Linked DNA regions of Homo sapiens: all the other regions are linked to region 1. Evidence: chromatin loops called from intact Hi-C (ENCODE). Cell type or tissue: PC-9. All regions are shown on one strand.

Region 1 (8,000 bases):
CCCCTCCCACCTAGCCACTCTCATGTCTCCAGAAATGCCTTTAGCATTGCAAAGCACAGGTTTTGTGGGCACACTGGGAGTATGCTACGAACTTGCAAAGGTCCTGGGGCCAGATGAAATCACCAGAACCACCTTCCCCTACACCCATGCAGAGGGCATAGGAGAAACCTGCCTCACGTAGAGGAAGACACGAGTGGATTCATATGAATAACGTGACACTGGGCTGTCTAGTTAACTAGCTCTTTGAGCCTTAGTTTTTTCATTGACAACACAGAGATAACAAAATCTTTGTATCTTGAAAGAAACAATGTATGTTGTATGCTTAACAAAGCACCTGATACATCATAAAACTTGATAAATGCTAGCTGTTATTGCTAAGGATTAACTGAAAATGTCACTGTGTTAGGCAGTATGACCGCAGAATATAAGATGTAGTCCCTGACTTCCAGCGCTTGCAGAGGAGTCAACACTAACTCACCTTAAATGGCCAGCCATCAACTGGAGGCTCAGTTGTATGGTGTGATGGGGGTTTGGAGAAGGAGAGGTGCAGGCTGGGGATGCCACGGAGGTAAGCATTGAGGATGGTGGAGGTCTTGACAGATGCAAAGAAAGAAGAAACTTAATGGGAGCTATAACTGGCTCAGAGGAAAGGAGTGCTGTGGAAATGGGGTGTGTGACGCTCCAGAAGGAACAGGAGCTGCTGCTCACCTCACCTGATCTACTCTGTCTGAGACCCAGGATTTTTTTTTTTTTTTTTTTGAGATGGAGTCTCGCTCTGTCTCCCAGGCTGGAGTGCAGTGGCGCTATCTCGGCTCACTGCAACCTCTGCCTCCCGGGTCCACGGCATTCTCCTTCCTCAGCCTCCTGAGTAGCTGGGACAGGGTTTCACCGTGTTAGCCAGGATAGAGACCCAGGATCTTGTCTCAGTGGCGAGTCAGAGCCCCCTAAAGGAGTCATCTCATCCACCACCACCCAAGGGTTCTTCAAATCCTGAGCCTATAAACACAAGCACAGGAGTTGAAATCAAATCCACACTCTAGAATGAGAATCAGTTGTAGGTTTCCTTACAGTTACTTTGAACGTTATACATGGTAAACTGTAAATGATACCATGAGTTTTTAGTATGAATTGTTCATTCATTTCCAATATAAATTGATGAAAACCCTTAGCTGAGTATGGCGATAAGAATGACCTCTGCTCTGTTCTGATTTGTGTTTCTATTTATCTCTGGCTATCCAGTTCATATCTCCTCTGTGTCCAAAGTTATTCTTATTCTACAGGGGACTAAATTTGGATAAATGCTAAAACTAATCATGCATCAAAGCAAATTCTTCATTTTGGTGTAGCACTATAAGTTCAGAGTGTTTTTGCAATTATATCCCTAAGGAGTTTTCGCTTTCTGTAATAAGCTTTACAAAATATAAGCCCAGGATGAATTATTATCCCGGGAAGGATTTCTCCCTTTATTTGCCCAATTTTGTAGTACTGCTCTTTCTCCTTAATCAGGACACTTTTTCTCCAGTTACCTCTTTTCTGCCCCAAGTCACTAGCGAGAAATAAGAGTAAAGTTTAGTATTTTGTCCTTTTAATGGGAAAAGTCAATTCCAGATGGGACCCAACCAAGCTCAAAATAGTTCTCTTCTGGGCGGGAACGCAAATGCTACATTTCCTAGGTAATGTTATTGAAGCATGTCTGTCTTCATAAACACTTTGTAAAAAAAAAAAAAGTGTACAATGATAACATAATTATTATTAGGCATGTACCATTTCCAGAATTCACTGTAAGTTCTACAGAGATGCACCAGAGCTGTGGATACTTTAGCTGGTGGGGTTCGGGCAGCTGGGACTCACTGTTGCAATGGTCACAAATGCCCTAATCATTGAGTCCCAAATGTCTAGTTGAACTTAATGCTTAATAACATCTATCTACCCAGAGGGCAACAAAATGTTTGTTCCTGGCTTGCGAGGCCACTGATATTTTCATTTTTTTTTCCTACAGAACTATTGGCCTGAGGCCCCTGGAAACATTGCTTCATTGCTTGGCCTTATAAGAATTTACTTGACCTATTTTGTGGAAGCACATTTACCCCAGTCTTAAAGGTTTTTCCATGCAAAAGAGATAAATGAAAATTTTTACTGCTAAGTTTCATTCACCTGAGCCAATCACAGCTACTGAAATGACCAGGTTGGTAAATGCTGTTTTAATGGAAACAGGCTCTCCACAGGTCCAGATGGGGTAGGTCCATGCCTCAAAAATGAAAAATTCTCTTTTTAGCTCCTTAGCTGGATTACTGGGCAGGGCTACCATTTTGTGAGTAGCAGATAATTATTAACACATGAGACTCTCTCATTCGGACTGCACCCTTCAATGGCGTGATATCTGTGGTTACACAGAGCGTCCAGTCCTCCCATCTTGGTTTTTTAGTTATGTAAGTGAAAGAACAAAACTACCCAACTCCCACCTGCCCACAGGCTGAGGCTGAGGAGGACCCTAAGAACCTACCCCCTACAACATGGCATTTCAAAGTTAAGGGAGTCTAGCTTTTGTGTACTGAAGGGAATGTTCATTAAGAAATGAATGTCTTAGACATAGGCCCCTTTCCTATTCCTGGTTGGCCTAAAGATGCATAATTTGAAAAAAAAAAAAAAAAAAAACGGCTCGGGGGGTGGTTGGGGAGAAGTGACTTCAAAACACAAGAAATAACATTGCTTTGCCTAATAAAGTGACGTTTGAACTCCTCTGCTTGGCAAGTTAGGAAAATATCCCTTCCTTCCTAAAAATGGAGACAACTTTCTGGGAAAATAAACATTTATTGCTCAAAGGTCTGTGGGTTTGAGTCCACCTTCACCTGCATGTTTAGCCATGGGAAGATCTCTAAGACAGCCATACTAAGAGTGTACCTGCCTGCCCTGGATGCCAGGAGGCCTTGAAGTCCAAAGCCAGCAGGGCTCCCTCCCTCTCAGCCATGGACCCCGGGGTCTTGCAGTGATACAGGTGGTGGCTGATTGCATCTATGAAGCCATTGAGGAATTATTAGTGTGAATATTTCATTTGGAAATGCACTGCCTAGGAACAGGCATGGTCCTAGGATGAGTTCCTATGAGGTCCTAGGATGAGTTCCTTTGAGTGGAAGAGGTCTCCTAAATCTTGGGTGAAGAATGCCTGGGTGAGATAGGAAGGAGAGATACATTTTTTTCCCTCTCCCTATAAAGAGGCCTGGATTTGAGAGCAGGAAATAATGATTAGGAGTTGTGTGCATCCCAAAGCACCCTCCTGTGAAGGGAGCCTTAGAGATGGGTGTGGTGGGGCATGCTTGTAGTCCCAGCTACTAGGGAGGGTGAGGTGGGAACACTGATAGAGCCCAGGAGTTTGATGCCAGCCTGGGAGACATAGTGAGATCTTCCATCTCATTCAGGAAGGAAGGGAAGGAAGGGAAGGGAGGGAGGAAGGTAGGAAGGGAGGGAGGGAGGGAGGGAGGAAGGAAGGAAGGAAGGGAGGGAGGGAGGGAGGGAGGAAGGAAGGAAGGAAGGAAGGTTAGTTTTTCACCAAAATAAGAGGAAGTCATACTTAGCATAAAACTTTAATTTTTAACCTTCTGCTCTGTAGTGTCCTTAAATACCCAAAAGCTTCGGTGAAGCGTGCCGCACATCAGCCTGCAAGGCAGTGGGGTGAACAGGACGCTACAGGGTGGAGGGGGTATCTGTGTGAAGACTCAAGGGAGAGCTTCCAAGGGACCACTGGGACCCCAAAGGAAGCCCCTCTCTTCCTAGATACATCAGATGAAACAAACTCTTGAAAAGGTGAAAGGCAGCCGCTTTAATTACTTTGAAGTCCTCATGGAGTCCACAGCTACAGCTTTCAAAGGGGCAAAAAGGAACTAGTGTGCCGGCCGCAGGGTTTTGATGTGGTCCTCTTCCGCCACCTGTCGACAACATAGGCTCATTGCAGTTTCCTAATGTACCTACTTGCAACTGTTCAAGGTAGCATTTTCTCCATTCAAATTAAAATTGAGTCCACAGGGAAAATACTTATTCTTACAATTCTAGTTTAACTATTTTTTTGGTTCAACTAACCTTGATTTTTAGCTGTTAAAATAATAACATGGCCATGACAAGAAGGCAAAGTTCTGATATCTTTTTTCTTACGTTTGGTTAATGCTTTAGAATATATGGAGGCACTGAATAAGGTTTTCGTTGTTTCTCAGAAAACATTATCCCCTTAAAGGTGTTGAAGGCATTTTTGGAAAAGAAAGAGTGCACGAGTAACATTTGCAAACAGCAGAGTGGTAGTTTCTGCAGAATTAACATTGTGGAGCACCGTGGGAAATATATGTTTAGGTAGAACACAGAAGACTGTCCATGTTACATGGGCCTGCACATTCACTGGAAGACTGAGATGCATCAGAACAATTGTTCATATCCTTTGATTCCATAATCCAATTTCAAGAATTTTCTTGCAAGAAAAGAATTTAAAACATGAAAAATGTAATATGGATGGTATCTTCATAAGATTGTTTAATAGTCAACAATTGAAGAAAAGTTGAAGCTATGGCTCATTCAGAATATGGAATATTATAATTATTTTAACATGTAGTAATATGAAAACATGATGTCTAAGAAGATATAAAATATCTAACTAAAAATAGAAATATTTAATAAAGCTAGAAAAGAATACTAAAAATATTATAACTGAGTTACAGCGGTAGAGTTAAGGGTTTACAATGTTATATATACTAATGTTTTTGTTTTTCTAATTCCACAACAAATATAAAAATGCTTTATAGTAATACATTTAAATGGTACAGAAGCATATAGAGTAAGAGGTAGAAGATTCCATTACCTTCCTGTCTTTCTTCTCCCTGTTAATAGATTGGTGTAAGTGCTTCACATCTTTGTCCTTGGAGTTACACACACACACACACATGCACATGCATGCACACTTACACCCACACATGCATATATACATTATATATTATTTACAGGCATACCTCAGAGTTATTGTGGGTTTGATTCCCGACCCCCGCGAGAAAACAAATAATAAAATGAGTCACACAAATTTTTTGGTTTCCCAGTGCATATAAAAGTTATGTTTATACTATACTATAGTCCATTATATGTGCAAGAGCATTATGTCTAAAAACCAATTATATATGTTAATTTAAAAAATGGTTCATTGCTAAAAAACATGCTAATGATCATCTGAGCCTTCAGCGAGTTGTAATCTTGCTCGTTGAGGGCCTTGCCTTGATGGTGGTAGTTGCTGAAGGCTAGGGTGGCTGGTGCAATTTCTTAAAATAAGACAGCAATGAAGTTTGCCACATCAATTGACTCTTCTTTTCACAGAGGATTTCTCTGTAGCATGTGATACTCTTTGATAGCCTTTTAATCACAGTAGAATTTCTTTCAAAATTGGAGTCAATCCTCTCGAATCCTGCCACTGTTTTATTAACTAAGTTTATGTTATATTCTAAATCATTTGTTGTCATTTGGACAGTGTTTACAGCCTCTTCACCAGGAGTATATTCCATCTCAAGAAACCATTTTCCTTGTTCATCCATAAGAAACAACTCCTCATCTGTTAGTTTTGAGATTGCAGCAAGTCAGTCACATCTTCAGGATTTACTACTAATTCTAGTTCTTTTGCTATTTCAACCACACCTGCAGTTACTTCATACACTGAAGTCTTGAACCCCTCAAAGTCATCCAAGAGAGTTGGAATCAACTTCTTCCATACTCCTGTTAATGTTGATATTCTTACATCCTCCCCATGAATCAGAGATGTTCTTGGTAGCATCTAGAAAGGTGAATCCTTTCAGAAGGTTTTAAATTTACTTTGCCCAGGTCCATGAGAGGAATTACTATCAATGGCAGTTGTGGCCTTATGAAATGTATTTGTTAAATAATCAGGCTTAAAAGTTAAAATTACTTCTTGATCCATGGGCTGCAGAATGGATGTTGTGTTTGCAGGCATGAAACCTTAATCTCCTTGTATATCTCCATCACAGCACCAGAGTGACTTGGCACATTGTCAATGAACAATAATATTTAGAAAGAAATAATTTTTTTCTGAGTAGCAGGTCTCAACAGTGGGCTTAAAATATTTAGTAACGTATACTGAAAACAAGTGTATTACCTGAAAACAGGCTTTGTTGTTCCATTGATAGAGGACAGGCAGAATAATGTGACATAATTCTTAAGGGCTCTAGGTTCTTAGAATGGTAAATGAGCTTTAGTTCCAACTTAAAGTCACCAGCCGCATTAGCCCTGAGCAAAAGATTCACATTGTACTTTGAAGCCAGGCATTGACTTCTCCTCTCTAGCTATGAAAGTCCTAGCTGGCATCTTCTTCCAGTAGAAGGCTGTTTCATCTATATTGAAAATCTATTGTTCAGTATAGCCACTTTCATCAATGATCCTAACTAGATCTTCAGGATAACTTGCTACAGTTTCTACATCAGCACTTACTGCTTCACCTTGCACTTTTTTTTTTCAGCACAATTTTTTTTTTTAATTTCAATAGGTTTTTGGGGAACAGGTGGTGTTTGATTACATGAATAAGTTCTTTAGCGGTTTCTGAGATTTTGGTGCACCCATTCACTTGAGCAGTGTGCACTGTACCCAATGTGTAGTGTTTTGTCCCTCACCCTCCTCCCACCCTTTCCCCGAGTCTCCAAGGTCCACTTTATCATTCTTACGCCTTTGCATTCTCACAGCTTAGCTCCTGCTTATAAGCAAGAGCATACGATGTTTGGTTTTCCATTCTTGAGTAACTTCACTTAGAATAATGGTCTCCAGTTTCATCCAGGTTGCTGTGAATGCCACTATTTCATTTCTTTTTATTTTATTTATTTTTTATTATACTTTAAGTTATGCGGTACATGTGCAGAATGTGCAGGTCATGCCATGGTGGTTTGCTGCACCCATCAACTATCCCTCCCCTATCCACCCATCCCACAACAGGCCCCAGTGTGCGATGTTCCCCTCCCTGTGTCCATATGTTCTCATTGTTCCATTCCCACTTATGAGTGAGAACATGTGGTGTTTGGTTTTCTGTTCTTGTGTTAGTTTGCTGGAAATGGTGGTTTCCAGCTTCATCCATGTCACTGCAAAGGACATGAACTCATCATTTTTTGTGGCTGCATAGTATTCCATGGTGTATATGTGCTACATTTTCTTTATCCAGTCTATCATTGATGGGGATTTGGGTTGGTTCCAAGCCTTTGCTATTGTGAACAGTGCTACAATAAACATACGTGTGCATGTGTCTTTATAGCAGAATGATTTATAATCCTTTGGTTATATACCCAGTAATAGGATTGCTGGGTCAAATGGTATTTCTAGTTCTAGATCCTCAACCACAAAGGTTGAACTAATTTACACTCCCACTACCAGTGTAAAAGTGTTCCTATTTCTCTACATCCTCTCCAGCACCTGTTGTTTCCTGATGTTTTAAGGATTGCCATTCTAACTGGCATGAGATAGAATCTCATTGTGGTTTTGATTTGCATTTGTCTAATGACCAGTGATAATGAGCTTTTTTACATATGTCTGTGGGCCGCATTAATGTCTTCTTTTGAGAAGTGTCTGTTCATATCCTTTATCCACTTTTTGATGGGGTTGTTTTTTTCTTGTAAATTTGTTTAAGTTCTTTGTAGATTCTGGATATTAGCCCTTTGTCAGATAGGTAGATTGCAAAAATTTTCTCCCATTCTGTAGGTTGCCTGTTCACTCTGATGGTAGTTTCTTTTGCTGTGCAGATGCTCTTTAGTTTAATTAGATCCCATTTGTCAAATTTGGCTTTTGTTGCCATTGCTTTTGGTGTTTTAGTCATGAAGTCTTTGCCCATTCCTATGTCCTGAATGGTATTGCCTAGGTTTTCTTCTAGGGTTTTTATGGTTTTAGGTCCTACGTTTTAAGTCTTTAATCCATCTTGAGTTAATTTTTATATAAGGTGTAAGGAAGGGTCCACCTTGCACTTTTGTGTTATGAAGACTGCTTCT
Region 2 (8,000 bases), 100 kb after region 1:
ACACGTATCTTCCTTCTCTTCCTGTGTCTCCATGGTGTGGGAGAGGAGGGAAGAAGAACTAACCTGAACGGCCAGCCACAGGCATTCACAGGGTCAGGTGCATGGTGGGCAGGGCCACTGAGCTGAGTAGCATCTTCTACGTCTGTGTTCCACCCAGGAGTGGGGGCAGTGAGGGGAGCAGGCCTGGAGATTTTAGGCTACTGGTGGGCCTCAGAATCTCCTCTGCAAGGACTTTAGAACTTCCAAGTCTCAAAACAGAAATCCAGAATGGGTAGTAGAAGACCCCTCTTAAGCCTCTAAGTCATGTACTCTGTCTTTTATCAAAGAAGGCTACACTGGGATTTTTAAGATATTGTGCTGATTAATAAAAATCATTCTTTCCACCCATTTGCAACTGAGTCTTTGTGTGGGTGCCTGCCTTAATTTCTAGAACCTAGAGAACTCTCTCCCTAAGTAGCCTTAGTGAAACCTGAATTCTTTCTAGGACTGTGCTAGATTTTGGAAGGCAAGCACTACACTATCTTCTTTTTGTTGCTCATATCTGGCCAAGAGCCTAGATCAGTGGTACACAGTAAATGTTTAATAAATGTTGATCAGCAAACAATATCTTAGCATATTCATTTCTTGGAAGTATTAACTAGTTTGCTTTTGTAACACCTTTTAGTCCAGCTTTCATTTTCCATTTTCCCTTCCTGAAAACACTCAAAGGCCATTTCTGTCTCATTTTATCATTCCTGGAAGAATATCACCCAAGTATATCAGGCAGTTTTAAGTCTTTTCAAAATTCATGGAAATAAGTATGGAATAATTTTTACCAGCCAATATTAATGGCAGTGCAGAAGAAAAATACAAATGCAATATAATTGTTTCACTGAATTTCTTAATTTTTATGTCTGTGTTAAATTTAACAGCAACTGAGTGGGGAAAGATTTCAGGTCATCTTTTCATTGTTCCATTCATGGCCTGTGCAGATAAGTTGCATCAGATCTGATGAGAAGTAGACTCAAATGAGTGAGCACTGTTTCTCTTCTTGTGGGGTGCTGCTGTGGGGTTCATCTTTCTTTCTAGACCAAGGAGATAGCTAAGAAGGAGAGAATTCACTGTGGTAGTTCTTGACTTGCATGTTGTAGGTTGCTCTTTATCTCCACCATGACTGATTTTAGCCTAGGGCTTTGGATCAGGCATAAACAGCCAAAGTTACTAACCTAACAGGCCAGACAGCTTTGCCATTTCATAGTTCTCATTTAAAAAATCTATCCAAGAAGCCCTACCTACCTCAAGTCAATCCCCAGCTTCCTAAGCATTCAAGGCCTTCAGTCTATATCCTTAAGGGAACACATCTGTAGAGACCTTCCTACCACAAGTGACACGTCAGCCCAGCCAAACACTCAGAGGGCACATTATCGTGCTAAGTCCTACACTAAGTGCTAGGGATATAAAATCAAATAGAATTTCAGCCTTCACCTTCAGGAGGTTACAGCCCAGTGAAGGAGACAGACATCCAGCCAGAAAATGTCAGTAAAATGTCAGCAAATGTGACAAATGACCAATTCCTCCACCTTGGTTCTAAGCATTCTCCTCTACCCCATAGTCGGGAATCTTAAGCTATTGTCTCTTTTCTCTCCTGATTCTTAAATCTTTCCTATCTGTTCCTTCCTTTAGCATCTAAATGTGTGGAAGCTTCTCCCATTTTAAAAACTGTAAAACTGGCCGGGTGCAGTGGCTCACTCCTGTAATCCCAGCACTTTGGGAGGCCAAGGTGGGCAGATCACAAGGTCAGAAGATCAAGACCATCTTGGCCAACATGGTGAAACCCTGTCTCTACTAAAAATACAAAAAAATTAGACAGGCGTGGCAGCACGTGCCCATAGTCCCAGCTACTAGGGAGGCTGAGGCAGAAGAATTGCTTGAACCCGGGAGGTAGAGGCTGCAGTGAGCCAAGATCATGCCACTGCACTCTAGCCTGGCGACAGAGTGAGACTCTGCCTCAAAAAACAAACAAACAAATAAACAAAAAAACTGTAAAACTACAATTCTTTCTTTACTTACTGTTACCATCTAGTATTAACCCTTTCTCTTTACTTTCAGAGCCAAACTTCTGGAAAGAGGTGTAGTCTCTCCACCTCTCTCTCCTCCTCTTCTTTCCATTCACTCCTTAAGCCACACACTATGGATTTCACCCTCGTCATTCCACCAAAAGCATTCTTCCTGAGGTCAAAAATATCTTTCTGGGTGGGTGCGGTGGCTCACATCTAATCCCAGCACTTTGGGAGGCCAAAGTGGGCGGATCACTTGAGTCCAGGAGTTCGAGACCAGGCTGGCCAACATGACAAAACCCCATCTCTACTAAAAATACAAGAAATTAGCCAGGCGTGGTGGTGCACACCTGTAGTCCCAGCTACTCGGGAGGCTGAGGCAGGAGAATCACTTGAACCCGGGAGGTAGAGGTTGCAGTGAGCTGAGATCACACCACTGCACTCCAGTGTGGGTGACAGAGCAAGAGTCTGCCCCCCCCCCCCAAAAAATCTTCCACATCATGATATTCAAATAATGCATTCTAGTGTAGTCAGCCCCTTCCTGGACATCTCAGCTCCATCTGGCACAGTCGATGATGTCCTCCTTTTAAAAACACTCTCCCCTTCGGCTTCATGAAACATTCCCTCATTCCCCAAATTCCACAAAACACCAAACCCTTTCCCCTTGAAGCAGACACACTGCCCTAGTCCAAGCCCACATAGCTCTCGTCTGAACCACAGCAGGAATGTCCCAACTGAGCTTCCTGTGTCTCCTCTCACCACCCTGCCCTCCAGCCCACTTGCCACATCACAGCCAAATGAGCTTTATTTAAAATATCAGATTTGATCATATCTCTCTTTAAACTCTTAATGATTTCCAACTTCCATAAGGATAAAGTCCAAAATCCTTAGCGTGGCCTGCCATAAGCATCCTGGTCTGATCTGTGCCTGCCTCTCTAGACTCAGGTCAAATCACCCTCCCCAGCCCTCTCTCCATTCTGGCCGGTGTGATCTTCTTATGGTAAAAAAAAAAAAAAAAAAAAAAAATATTGCATGGACTTTCTCATTTCAGCTGTTCTCTCAGCTTGGAGTGGTCCCCCTCCTCATCTTTGCCTGGCTAACTCCTACTCACTACTCAGATTTCAACTTAAATGCCACTTCATCTAGAAATCTGATTCCCAAGGAATTGGTTAAAGCCCAATATGATCATACAGCTTGTATAGCACTGTAGTTCTTCTTAACAGTCAGCACACCAATTATTACTTATCCAAGGTTTACCTTTACCCCTAGACATGACTGAATGAGAGCAGGGGCCATGCCTGTCTTGTTCATTGCAATGTCCCCAACACCTGGCATGGTGCATATTTTTAATGAATTAAGAAATGAATGAATATACTGAATGCATTAAGAACAATTAAGAGGGACACCTAAACCAGTCTGTAACAGGAAAATGAAGGCCAAGCATTTTCCAAATCTATAATACTATGATTTCTGGAGGAAGAATGCATAGAAAGAGCCAGATGCTTGTAAAGGACAGGTGTATTTACAGAAACAGCAAAGGTGTGTAGAAGGGTTTTAAAAGAATGATTGTTATTCTGAAGTGCTGTAAAATACAGCAGGATCTATGGTGTGAACAAAATCTAATAACTCTGGCCAGTAGCATGTTCTGAGAGAACATATGTTATAGTAGATGAATTTATGTTGCATATGTTTAGCTAAGTAAAGGATACTTACACAATCACTTCTAGAATGAGTCATCTGGAATTAGCTCATGCCCATAAATCAACACAACCCAGGCCTGAAAGAATCAAGGCCTTATACATGCAAGAATTTGACATTTAAAACAAAAAAAAAAGCAGCATTAGCAATCCATAAAAAATGTTAAATCATAAATGTCTAGAGCTGTAAGGAACCTTATATTATCCAGCTCAACCCCGCTACACCTCCTATCATTCTCATCCCAGGGGTGTGTAATATGGGAAGCTGAGGCCCTAGGAGGTTAAGTCACTTTCCTCTGGTTACATGTCTACTTTGTGGCTAAACTGGTCGTAGAAACTGGGTCAGCTGGGCACAGTGGCTCATGCCTGTAATCCTAGTACTTGGGAGTCCAAGGCGGGCAGATCACGAGGTCAGGAGTTTGAGACCAGCCTGGCCAATGTGTGGAAACCCATCTCTACTGAAAATACAAAAATTAGGCAGGTGTGGTGGGGTGCGCCTGTAGTCCCAGCTACTTGGGAGGCTGAGGCAGAAGAATCACTTGAACCCAGGAGGCAGAGGTTGCAGTGAGCCGAGATCTCACCACTGCACTCCAGCTTGGGTAACAGAGTGAGACTCCGTCTCAAAAAAAAAAAAAAAAAAGAAAGAAAGAAAAAAGAAAACAGGTCTGTATTTCAATGCCTCCTAATTATCTGTAACTTTTGATTCTGTAAACTTCAATAAGACTACTCCAAACCATGGCCTGAAGGTGGTTTTCTGGAAACCCTTACCTTCCTCCAGTCTTGATACCGATTCACTATATAGCATATCCTGCGTGAAGAGAAGCCTGTGGGTGCTGCTAACCTCAACACCTACCCCGTACCACCCACACTGCCGAGGGGCTTAGGAGTTCCTAATGGCAGTAACTGAAACACTTTGAGTAACTCCTTTAAATGATGTCCTGTTCTGTGGCATTAAGTAACATCGCTCTCATCTGTCCTTTGTGATTTCTCAGTCTCCCTGCTGTCGTATTTGGGAAATATAAATATTTGGGAATAAACAAACAATGTAAATAAATGTTTGGGAAACTTCTTGTGTTATAGAACATTATAGAAAATATACATATTTGTTTTCATCTATCTATATAGATATATAGATATATATATCTTCTGCATCATGATATTCAAATAATGCATTTTAGTCAGCCCCTTCCTGGACATCTGAGCTCGTTTGGCACAGTCGATGATGTTCTCCTTCACAGTTAGTTCCTGGTTCATAACTCCCACATCCCTTGTTACAGTCTTTCGTTATAATGCTGGGTGTGTTAGGTCTCAGGGGCAGGCCTCAGGAAATAATCTCTTTCCTGCATTCCTTTTACCTGACCCAAGGCAGGATTCTAATGTTCCCTGTCTTTCTGATTGTGGGTCTTAAGAGTCTCCCCGATGAGGGCCTCGCCTCATACCCTGGGGGAAGGAATGCTGATGTCACGAAGTTTCCATAAAAATCCAAGAGGACTGGGTTCAGGGAGCTTCTAGATAGCTGAACACATGGAGGCTCCTGGAGGGTGGAGCCCAGGGAGGGCATGGAACTCTGCATCCCTTCCCCTATGTCTCTCCCTATGTGTTTCTTCATCTGTATTCTTAGTAATATTCCTTATAATAAACAAGTAAATTTAAGTGTTTCCCTGAATTCTGTGAGCTGCTCCAGAAAATTAATCAAACCCAAAGAGGGGATTCCTGGGAATCTCAACTTCAAGCTAGTTGGTCAGAAGTTTCAGAGGCCCAGACTTGCAACTGGTGTAGAGGAGACAGTCTTGGGGACTGAGACCCAACCCATGGGATCTGACGCCATCTCTAGGTAGATAGTGTAAGAATCGAATTGGAGGACATTTGGCTGGTGTCCACTGCTTGAAGTGTGGCAACCAACCCCCTAACCCCCAACATATTTGGTCATAGAAGCCTTCTGTGTTGATTGTTGTAGTGTGAGAGTAAAGACACAGTTTGAGAGAGTTTCTCCCTGCACAGCCACTGATTGCACACTTTAGAATGGCTAAGGTGATAAAGTTTGTGTTATGTACATTTTATGACAATAAAAAATAATTACTCAACAACTTCCAGCTCCAGCCATGATGGTAAGCCCCACTCCTCCTAGATCCTCCCTCTTACAACTTAAAAACATAAAATAAATAAATTAAGATTGAATCCTGAAACATGTTCAATCAACCCATAGGAAGGTACAAAAAAGAGAGACAGAGGGACAGGAAATAGAGGAAACAAAAAGAAAACAAAGTAGTGGGGCAGATATAAGCCCTAACATATCAACAATTCCCTTAAATGTAAGTGGTCTAAATACACGAATTAAAAGACAGAAATTTGCAGAGGGGATAAAAATAAAAACATGTTCCAACAATAGGCTATCTATAAGAAATTCACTTCAACTTCAATTACACAGGTGGATTGAAAGTAAAAGAAAGGGGAAAAGATATACCCTGAATTCATTAATCAAAAAAGAGCAAGTCTTGGCTATATTAATATCAATGCAATTAGTAATCCTTGTTTTTAAACCACAATTTTAAAATTTCACTAGGAACAGCCTTGAAGAGCCTCTGTGTTTCAAGAATGCTGACATCTGCCAAAGGCTTTGCAGCCCTGTCTCAGACTGGCTCAGTCCACTTTAGCCCAGGTCATGCAGATTTGTCTCCCATTAGATGTGAAGAAACAAAGTGAAAGTCTCTCTTAACCTGCTCTTCTGCCCTCCTCACAAACCAATTAAAATAACTTGAGTCATTTTTCTAGCTTTGTATTGACAGAATTTTAAAGATGAATAATATTGTGTGAGAATTTTGAAAAAAGTGTATGCTGATAATACTGACAGGAACATAAATTGATAGAGTGTTTTTAGCAATTTGACAGTATCTATATACAGATGCTCCTTGACTTACAATAGGTTGTGTTCTGATAAAACTATTATAAGTTGAAAATAATCTTAAGTCAAAAATGCATTTAATACACCTAACCTGCTGAACATCATAGCTTAACCTAGCTTAAACTTGCTCAGAACAATTACACTAGCCTACAGTTGGGCAAAATTATCTAATTTAAAATCTATTTTATAATAAATGTTGAATGTGTGAGGTAAGAGTATCATACTACTTATCACTAGCTCTGGAAAAAGACCAAAATTCAAATTCAAAGCAGTTTCTATTAAATGTGCATCACTTTCACATCATTGTATAAAGTTGAAAAACCATAAGTTGAACCATTGTAAGTCAGGACCATCTGTAATCTATATAATAACTTTTAAATGTGAATATCCTTTGATTCACCAATTCTACTTCTATTCTAGTATAATTTTTCTAATGAAGTACTTTGGCATTTATACAAAAAGTTGTCCATTGCAACAAAATATTGGTAACATCAACAGAGGAATGAGCAAATACATTATGGTACATTCTTCTGTGGAATACTATGCAGCAGTTAAAGAAGTAAATTTATAGGTACTAAAATGTTAAAGAAAACAAAATGAAAACCAGGCCTGAAGAATTCTTGAGCAGACAAAATTGGTTATGCCTCATCATAACCTTGCTTGATTTACAAGCGTAAGTGAAACTTGAGCTATATTTTATAAATGCCTATATTAAAAACAGAACTTAAGCTCAACCAATCAGAAGTAGCCAATAAACTTATGTAACTAGGGACTTTCCAAAGGGATAGACCAAACAAGGCAACTGTATAATTGTAACCCATCAAATATTTTCTTTGCTTTACTTCTATGTTCATCCTATAAAAGCTGCCCTCTTGTGTTCCCTCCATGGAGCTCCTAAGCCACTTCTGGTTTGGAGCTGTCCCATTCATGAATCATTGTTTCCTCAAAGAGACTCTGAAATTTTGTTGTGCCTTAGTTTACTTTATAACAAACATAAATAGGGCTTTAGAACACATTTTTATTGATGTATACTGTTTCACTTGGGGTGTATAAAAAATTCCTACTTATAATAATGGTTTAAAATTTCAAATTTATTAGTGCTATGAAATTGCTACACTATTGCTAGTAGTGATATATTATTTTGCTCATCAGCACATGAAGCCTGGAATAGAGTGGTTATATTTGAATCCCCAGAGCATCTTAGAGTCTAGCACATTATATTTACTTAAAAATTGTTTAATTAACCAATTGATGAAAAAGGCCAGCAATTCCAAACTTCCTTCCAGCTCCAGTTCTTTGATTCTAACTGGAGAAAAACTGCCCTTACATATAAAATGTTCATGACAATACCTATCTCAGACAGCT
Region 3 (8,000 bases), 370 kb before region 1:
AAAAATGTAACTAACTGAGAGGTCAGGTTGAGAGAGCCATTGTGAGTAGATATGAGGGTAATGGAAATAATGTAGGCTTTTTTTTTTTTTTTTTTTGAGACGGAGTCTCGCTTTGTGGCCCAGGCTGGAGTGCAGTGGTGCAGTCTCGGCTCACTGCAAGCTCCGCCTCCCGGGTTCACACCATTCTCCTGCCTCAGCCTCCCGAGTAGCTGGGACTACAGGCGCCTGCCACCATGCCCGACTAATTTGTTTGTATTTTTAGTAGAGATGGGGTTTCACCGTGTTAGCCAGGCTGGTCTCGATCTCCTCACCTTGTGATCTGCCCGCCTTGGCCTCCCAAAGTGCTGGGATTACAGGCGTGAGCCACCGCGCCCAGCCAATGTAGGCTTTTAAGGAATCTAAATATTTTATCAAGTTTACTTAAGAAACATTCAGTCCCTCTTCATGGGAATAACTTAAATTGAGGGTACAATAAGCAAATTACAAGATGCAGCCAAATGCTCTTTTTGAAATTAAGATGTACAGAAAAGAAAGGCTCTGCTTATGTTACTGGTGTGCATATTCAGCAGTCCTTATTTCATGTGGTAAGAGGTGAGATCAGTAGATGACTTGATTTTCCCTAAAAGTCTCTATTAAGAGCAGAGAGATCTTCAAACCTAGCACTGCATTTCATGATCTACTAAGGTACTTTTGCCTTTAGAACCCTAAGGAATTTTCAGTAAGTCAAACATAGTTTTGGCCTTTCAAATATGTGTTGCCAAAAGCATTGGCCATCAAGAGCTGCCTACGCTTCAAAAACTGATTCACTTCAACAAAAACTAGGACATGGTCTTTCAAAAGTTAGAGATATTTCAAAAGTAAATGAATAATGTTTCAGTCAGTTAACACTTCATGATTCACTCTTTGATTTACTTGACATGGTACCAAATTTACTCCACCCCTGCACATCAAGTCCTATATTATACAGACTGAGGATGCCTGTTAGACTGTGACTTAGGTTAAAAACAAGCGAGGTTCCAAAACAACAAAAGGGGAAATTTTAGAGTATTACTGACAAAATGTCAATCTCCAAATTCCCCGGACTTAATGTTTACTCATCTGTAGCACAAAGGGTTCCTTATCTTCCCTCAGTTTAAGTTAATGGCTGTTAGCCAAAATTCTTGATTTCTAAGACAAAATTTAGGGAAATAATAAAAACTGGCCAAACTACTACTAAACATACTATTTTTCATTTCTTTACATTGAGGTATGTGAATTAAAGACAAGCCTGTTCTTTCCAGCAATAAGATCCACCTTTTTTTTTTTTTTTTTTTTTTTTTTGTGAGATGGAATCTTGCTCTGTTGCCCAGGCTGGAGTCCAGTGGCGCGATCTCGGCTCACTGCAACCTCTGCCTCCTGGGTTCCTGCCATTCTTCTGCCTCAGCCTCAAAAGTAGCTGAGATTACAGGTGCCCACCACCATGCCTAGCTAACTTCTGTATTTTTAGTTGAGACGGGGTTTCACCACGTTGGCCGGGCTGGTCTCGAACTCCTGCCCTCAGGTGATCTGCCCACCTCGGCCTCCCAAAGTGCTGGGATTACAGGCTTGAGCCATCGTGCCCGGCCAGATCCACCTTTCTTATACCTCCTAGCCATAAATACTGAAGTCTTATTTTGAATATGGCAAAAATACATATCCTTTTTAAAGGTTTCTTTCTAAAAAGCAGAAACATAAAAATAAACTGTAAGGAAATTATTTCCCTTTAAAACATTAACATTTGTTTTAAACAATCCTCATCTCCCCAATTTTTTTTTTAATTAGCTGGAGCCAGCTGAGTTAAAGACAACTTATGATTACAAGTGACTAGGATGTACATCTCTTAAAAATATAGACAGTCCATCATCAAGATTGTAAGGACATCATATCAATTCCTTATAGTTGTTATATTGTCATTTTAGAGTCAAATAAATTGTAAATATGGATAGGACAATATACAGACACCAAGTGATATTTCATCTAAGAAGTTAAGGAGATTAAATGAAAGCTGGAGGAAATCTTTCACCAGCCCCAAATAAATGTGAAGTGGGAAATGTAAAGGGAAAAAAGGGGAGGCAAGAAAACCTCTTCTCACATATTTGGGAAAAGAAACTTGTGTGGGTAAGGAATGGGTAAAATAGAACCTGGTTAGGACCAGCCATTCACATTTGATAGTACAGAAAGCTTACCAATACTACCGTTAAAACTATTTTTAGGAGTAAAATAAGTTACATAGGAACACTGTTGTGAGATGCACACAACTTTCCCTTTGAAAAATTATCTGCTGTTAACTATATTCATTTTCTTTCAAGGTACATGTCACCTGCAAAATTAGGAGAAGATATAGTGATTACAGCACATGTTCTGAAGCAAGGAAAAACACTTGCATTTACCTCTGTGGATCTGACCAACAAGGCCACAGGAAAATTAATAGCACAAGGAAGACACACAAAACACCTGGGAAACTGAGAGAACAGCAGAATGACCTAAAGAAACCCAACAATGAATATCAAGTATAGATTTGACTCAAACAATTGTAATTTTTGAAATAAACTAGCAAAACCAGAAGCAGCTAGAAATATTCTTGGAGGAAAAGGACCTGGATATCAAGTAGGGTAAAGGTGGGGGTGTCTTTTTTCACTTTAAGCATCTTGTTTTCTAATCATGTGTGATAATTGGGTGAAAAATTCTTAGCTCAAAGTGTTTTAAAAACAGGTAAAGCAAAGAAACTAGCAGGACCACTCTCAGTTAAGATTAAAACTAAAGTCCAGTGTTAAGCTAAAGGAGAAATAGAAATTAATGGTTCTAATTCTGTTTGGGCTGCTAGGAACAACAGAAATTTTTCATGGTTCTAGAAGCTGGAAAGTCCTGGGTCAAGGCCCAGCAGATCCTGTTAGGTGAGGGCCCGCTTCCTGGCTCATAGATGGTGCCTTCTCACTGTGTGGTGGAAGGGGCAAGTGAGCCCTCTGGGTTCTCGTTTTTGAAATGGAGTCTCGCTCTGTTGCCCAGGCTGGAGTACAGCAGCACGATCTCGGCTCACTGCAATCTCTGCCCCCTGGGTTCAAGTGATTCTCCTGCCTCAGCCTCCCAAGTAGCTGGGACTATAGGCATGTGCCATCACACCTAGCTAATTTTTGTAGTTTTTTGTAGAAACAGGGTTCACCATGTTGGCCAGGCTGGTCTCGAACTCGTGACCTCAGGTGATCCGCCTGCCTTGGCCCCCCAAAGTGCTGGGATTACAGGTGTGAGCCAATGTGCCCAGCCTGGGTTCTCTTTTGTAAGGGCACTTACTCCAATCTTGAGGGTTCTGCCCTCGTGATCTAATAACTTCCCAAAGACCCCCACCTGCTAATATCACCTTGGGGGTTGGGATTTTAACATACAAATTTAGGGGAAACACATGGAGACCACAGCAATGGCCAATCCTTAGCGAATCTTAGGTCCTTCCCAGATCTAAAATGCCAAGCTACACTTGCATTTCCTTTTTTTAAGATTATGAAACTTCAAAATATATGAACTACAGCCCATATTGAAAAATAAAATAGATTGAGCCATATGCCTAAAAAAGACCTCAAGAAAAGTTTGAGGCTAAGCATGTTAGTGTTACAGGAAATGGTCCAATAGAGGGGGAAGAAAAAAAGCATGCTACTAGCCCCTTTTCTTGTACCGAGAATAAAACCATGCAGATCTCAAACCTCCAAGTCTATAGTATTGAAAAGACCAAGTTCACTTCTCAGAAGTCTCCAAGTTCAGTTGACTGTGGCACTCTGAGACAGCTTCTGTCACTCAGGCTGGAGTGATACAATCACAGCTTCCCATAGCCTCAAAATCCCAGGCTCAAGACATTCTTCCACCTCAGTCTCCTGAGTAGCTGGAACTACAGGCGTGTGCCACCACGCCTAATTTTATTTTTGTAGAAACAAGGTCTCACTGTTGCCCAGCCTCGTCTCAAACTCCTAGGCTCAAGCAATCCTCCTGCCTTGGCCCCCCAAGTACTGGACTTACAGGTGTGAACCACTGCACCCAGCTGACTCTTACTTGATTTCTGTCAGGGAATCTTAATGAACATTTCATGACTAAAGACTAAAAAGGATGCAGCTTTAAGTAAATTTAAGTCAAGTTAACAGTTAAAGACAAATCCTTTCCCTACATTAGATCGCCTGCTGATCTGTCCACTGTGAAAGGGCAGAAGACTCCACAGTAGCAATAGCAGCAGTGAGCATACAGGAGTCCCAGATGTTTACTTCTAGTATTTCCCACTAAAAGGAAGCTGGGCTCCTTGGAGAAACAGCTGACTCCAGGGCTTGAGGCTGGGACAGAAAGGTTACAGTATCTTATGCATGAAAGGAGATGCTCAAAATAATAAAGGCATGCAAATTATGATTTGGAGGGAAAAAATATGAGGCCATAGTGTTTAGGTAGATAATAAATGGCAGAGATAGAACACTCTCTTACAACAAATGCTGTAAATGGACAAAGCATTAGATTTGGAAAATCACTATTTTGTAACCATCATAGTTAAAGACTGGTTTGGGTTTTAGTCTGGAAAGAATCGCCAAGGGAGCTCCTGATAAAGGAACAGGGTATTTGCACATTGCTTCCCAGAGATTGCTAGTAGTAAGTACCACACATAGGGCAAAACCAGGACACCTTGACCAGGCGCTCAAAAGTAACATCAATGAAGAGCAGATGGAGAGTATACTTGAGAAGGGCGTTAAGCATGAATAAACAATTCAAATGCAAAATGAGTAACAATTTACAAGAAAAATTGCCCTGTACTCCAAAAAACATAGAGGTCATGGAACACATAAAGGCTAAGGAACTGTTCCACATTAAAGACAACTGAGAACAACTAAATTCAATGATCCTGTACTCTAGAGGGGGGGATCTAAAACAAGCTACCAAGGATACTGGGACAACAAAACGAATATGGATGATAAAGAGTATCAACATTCCCTGAGTTTGGTAATTTTACTCTAGTTATATGAAATATTCTTGTACTTGGAACATATGCCGAAGTACTAAGGAAGGGGTAAGGAAGCACAAAGTGTGCAACAAACTCAAATAGCTCACAGGTATAAGTGTACAGAGAAAATGAAAAAAATGTGGCAAAATAATAAAAATGAGGGTAAAGATTACACAACAGCTTTCATATTACTCTGGTAACTTTTCTAAATTATTCCAAAATAAAAACGTAAACAATGGCTGCCAAAATGCCTAACTTGGTGAACATAAGTGTAATTCAATATGGTAAATTAATTCAACATGGTAAATTAAGAGCATAGGCCTTAAGAGCCAGCCAGCCTGGTTTTAAATCCTCCACTACTTATGATCTGAGCTTGAGCAAGTTACTTAACCTCTGCATCTATTTCCACCAAAGGTTGAGAGGTTAAGACAAGAGCTTAGAAGAGTACCTGGTTATAATAAACATTCAAAATGTTATTTCAAATAGATTCTAATTTTTAAATAAGAGGACACATGAAAGCATTTTGAAATTTAAGAATGGCCCTTTCCCATGAAGCAAGGCATAAGGCCAGGTTGCTAACTGTTGAAAGCTGACAGTATGTTCTTGATTCCTGTTCTTGTTGAAGTTACACACTCAATTGCCAGGTATTTTTCTTCTGAATTTACTATTTAGCCACAGACTATGAAATAATTCTCTAAGGTGACCAGTAACATCAGTGAAATGGAAAGAAAAAGTTAACACTTCAAACTTTGTGTATTCACCTGAATAGTCAGGGAACTTTCACCTATTTTATTTAGGTTTTCTTTTTCTTTTTTTCTTTTTTTTTCAAATTCCAACCAGAAGCTAAATACAATTGGAAACTGGTAAGCACTAGTTTTACTCCAAAGGAGTAGGATCATTCAGATTTACTCCAATAAAAGTATGCAACCCTTAAGCAAAGCTTTTCTTCATTTAAAAGGAGAAAAAAAAAAAAACCTATACAGTAGTCTTTCCTTATGTTCATTGCACAAAATGAGTTCTGCTTTTAGAACTTTGACACTCAATGGTTAATTTTACAATTTAAGATTCCAACTTTATAACCTTTTTTCTACTCCAAAACACCCTTGTAAAGTTTTTCTTTAGGATGGTGTAAAAACCAGCATTTCTGCACAATTCACTGGAATTTTTTTCTTTGTAATAAAAATCTCTTCTCTGTAAAACCAAAAACAAAACAAAACAAAACAAAACAAAACCAAAAGAAAAGTCCTCTACCTATCATGGTTTCTGCAGCTATGCATGTATTTCTGTTTTATAGCTGCTTTATAGCTACTTCAGACTCCAGATCTGCTTTAATGTGTATAACTGCATCCACACGCAGCAGAATACTCTTACAATAGCAACTTGGGGAAAGAGATCTGGAAAAAAAAAATACATGAGTACCAGGAAACAAACATGGCCCAGTAAAATATGAGGCAAAAATGCCTACAATGAGATGCGTTTTTCATTTAAGATTTCTTTCCCATGGTTGTATTTTCTTTTTTTAAACCAGTTCTGGTCATTAGAATGTATCTGACAGTGCTCTGGAACAACTGTGATTATAGCAAAGTTATTGTTTTTAAAAATGTTATTTATACCTGTTACATTCACTTCTCACCCTCTAAATACTGATGACAGATGTCAAAGAGGCAAAAACCAGCACAAATGGGAAGACCATAAAAATGAGTATCACCTTGTGCTTTCAGATACATTTAAGCATTTCAGTGTACAATAGTCCTTTCATTTCACATTTTTAGTAAGATACTGATGCAGTGCAGCAAATATGCAAAGCATCTTCTTTCACACAGTCCGTGCACGACATCTAATTTTTGTTTAAGTTCTGAGATAAAAATGATTTAAAAAAATCCAGGATGAACAAGTTTCAAAATGCATAGTGTTCTGTGCATGAGTCCATTTTCTTTAAACTCTGAAAGAATAAAGTGGTAAGAAAACAAGAAAAAAAACTGCTGCTGCATTCTCTGATCTTCTCCATTTTGCTGGTCAGTACTCTACTCTGGCATATAAGGACGGAGGTGATCCTCTATGGTGCCAACTGCCCAGTGGGTGAGCTGTTCCTGTGGCAGGTAGAGGCAGATGCTGCATAACTTGAAGATTGTAGCTTTGTTTTTTGGAGTCTGGAAGGGGAAAACATTTTAATATTTTTTAAAAATAAGACTTTAGCGTAACTGTCACATGAAGTCCATTTCCCACAATTTATTAAACATCTTAACATACAGAGTAAGGGACAAATTGTAGTCCCTATCCATATTCTAGACAGACAAAATCTTGCCATATAAGATAAAGGAAAAATTTATGCAGAATTAGAAGATAAAAAGTTAGGGAAGTAAACCAGAGACTACTTGCTAGAAGAAATTAAAGCTAAAGGCATTTCATGGGGACAGATTTTGAGAAGTTTGAAGTCATTTTTATATAGAGGAAGATAAAGCAGATGTGGTAAGAATAGAAGCTAGTGAGAGGATGAAGGAATAGGTAAAAATTTAAGGCTGGGTGTGGTGGCTCAGACCTGTAATCCCAGCACTTTGGGAGGCTGAGTCAGGAGGATTGCTTGAGCCCAAGAGTTCAAGACCATTCTGGGCAACATGACGAAAACCCATCTCTACAAAAAATATAAAAATTAGCTGGATGTGGTGGCACACGCCTGTAGTCCAGCCACTCGGGAAGCTGAGGTGGATAACCTGCGCCCAGGAGGTCAAGGCTGCGGTGAGCCATGATCCATATGCCAGTGTACTCCAGCGTGGTGACAGAGTTGAGACCTTGTCTCAAAAAATAAATAAAAGATTTAAGCATATCCTGGGGTAAGGGACTAGAAAAAAGCCAAAGTATTACCAGTTAAATCAAAACCCTTATTTTTAAAAAGTAGTTACCATTTGAACATCCAACTTAATTACAAAGTTCATCTTTTCTTCACTATCTAGCACCTCTAAAAGGCAAAATAAGGACTCTGACTTTGAAGATGTCTGAAGTAGCCTACAAATGTAAATAA

What was found. A loop is a pair of places that touch in the nucleus more often than their neighbours do. Peaks named below come from ENCODE experiments on the same cell type or tissue, not always from the same donor. Only the 100,000 strongest peaks of a DNase experiment are listed, where the experiment ranks them.
Region 2: a loop joins it to region 1, with 2.2 times the contacts of the local background. A loop is called at or near these places in 13 of 110 quality-filtered maps.
Region 3: it touches region 1 in a loop (6-fold over the local background); 16 of 110 quality-filtered maps call a loop at or near these places.

Annotation. Positions count from the first base shown.
Region 1 is chr6:25,067,038-25,075,037 of GRCh38, forward strand. No RefSeq gene overlaps it. Among named protein-coding and RNA genes, the nearest start is that of RIPOR2, 140 kb to the left of the region's middle. In PC-9, CTCF peaks have their summits at 3,930 and 4,141; a DNase peak (open chromatin) is centred at 3,904.
Region 2 is chr6:25,170,300-25,178,299 of GRCh38, forward strand. No RefSeq gene overlaps it. Among named protein-coding and RNA genes, the nearest start is that of CARMIL1, 110 kb to the right of the region's middle. RefSeq lists an enhancer at 4,434-4,934. In PC-9, no CTCF peak of the experiment used is centred here; DNase peaks (open chromatin) are centred at 2,722, 3,902 and 5,082; H3K27ac peaks cover 5,763 bases.
Region 3 is chr6:24,699,132-24,707,131 of GRCh38, forward strand. ACOT13 (acyl-CoA thioesterase 13) reads left to right here. Exons shown (of 3, transcript NM_018473.4): 3 at 2,328-5,915. The coding sequence ends at 2,484. It overlaps C6orf62 (chromosome 6 open reading frame 62), which reads right to left. Exons shown (of 5, transcript NM_030939.5): 5 at 5,730-7,131. The coding sequence ends at 7,006. Among named protein-coding and RNA genes, the nearest start is that of C6orf62, 16 kb to the right of the region's middle. RefSeq lists a silencer at 166-330. In PC-9, no CTCF peak of the experiment used is centred here; no DNase peak of the experiment used is centred here; H3K27ac peaks cover 1,790 bases.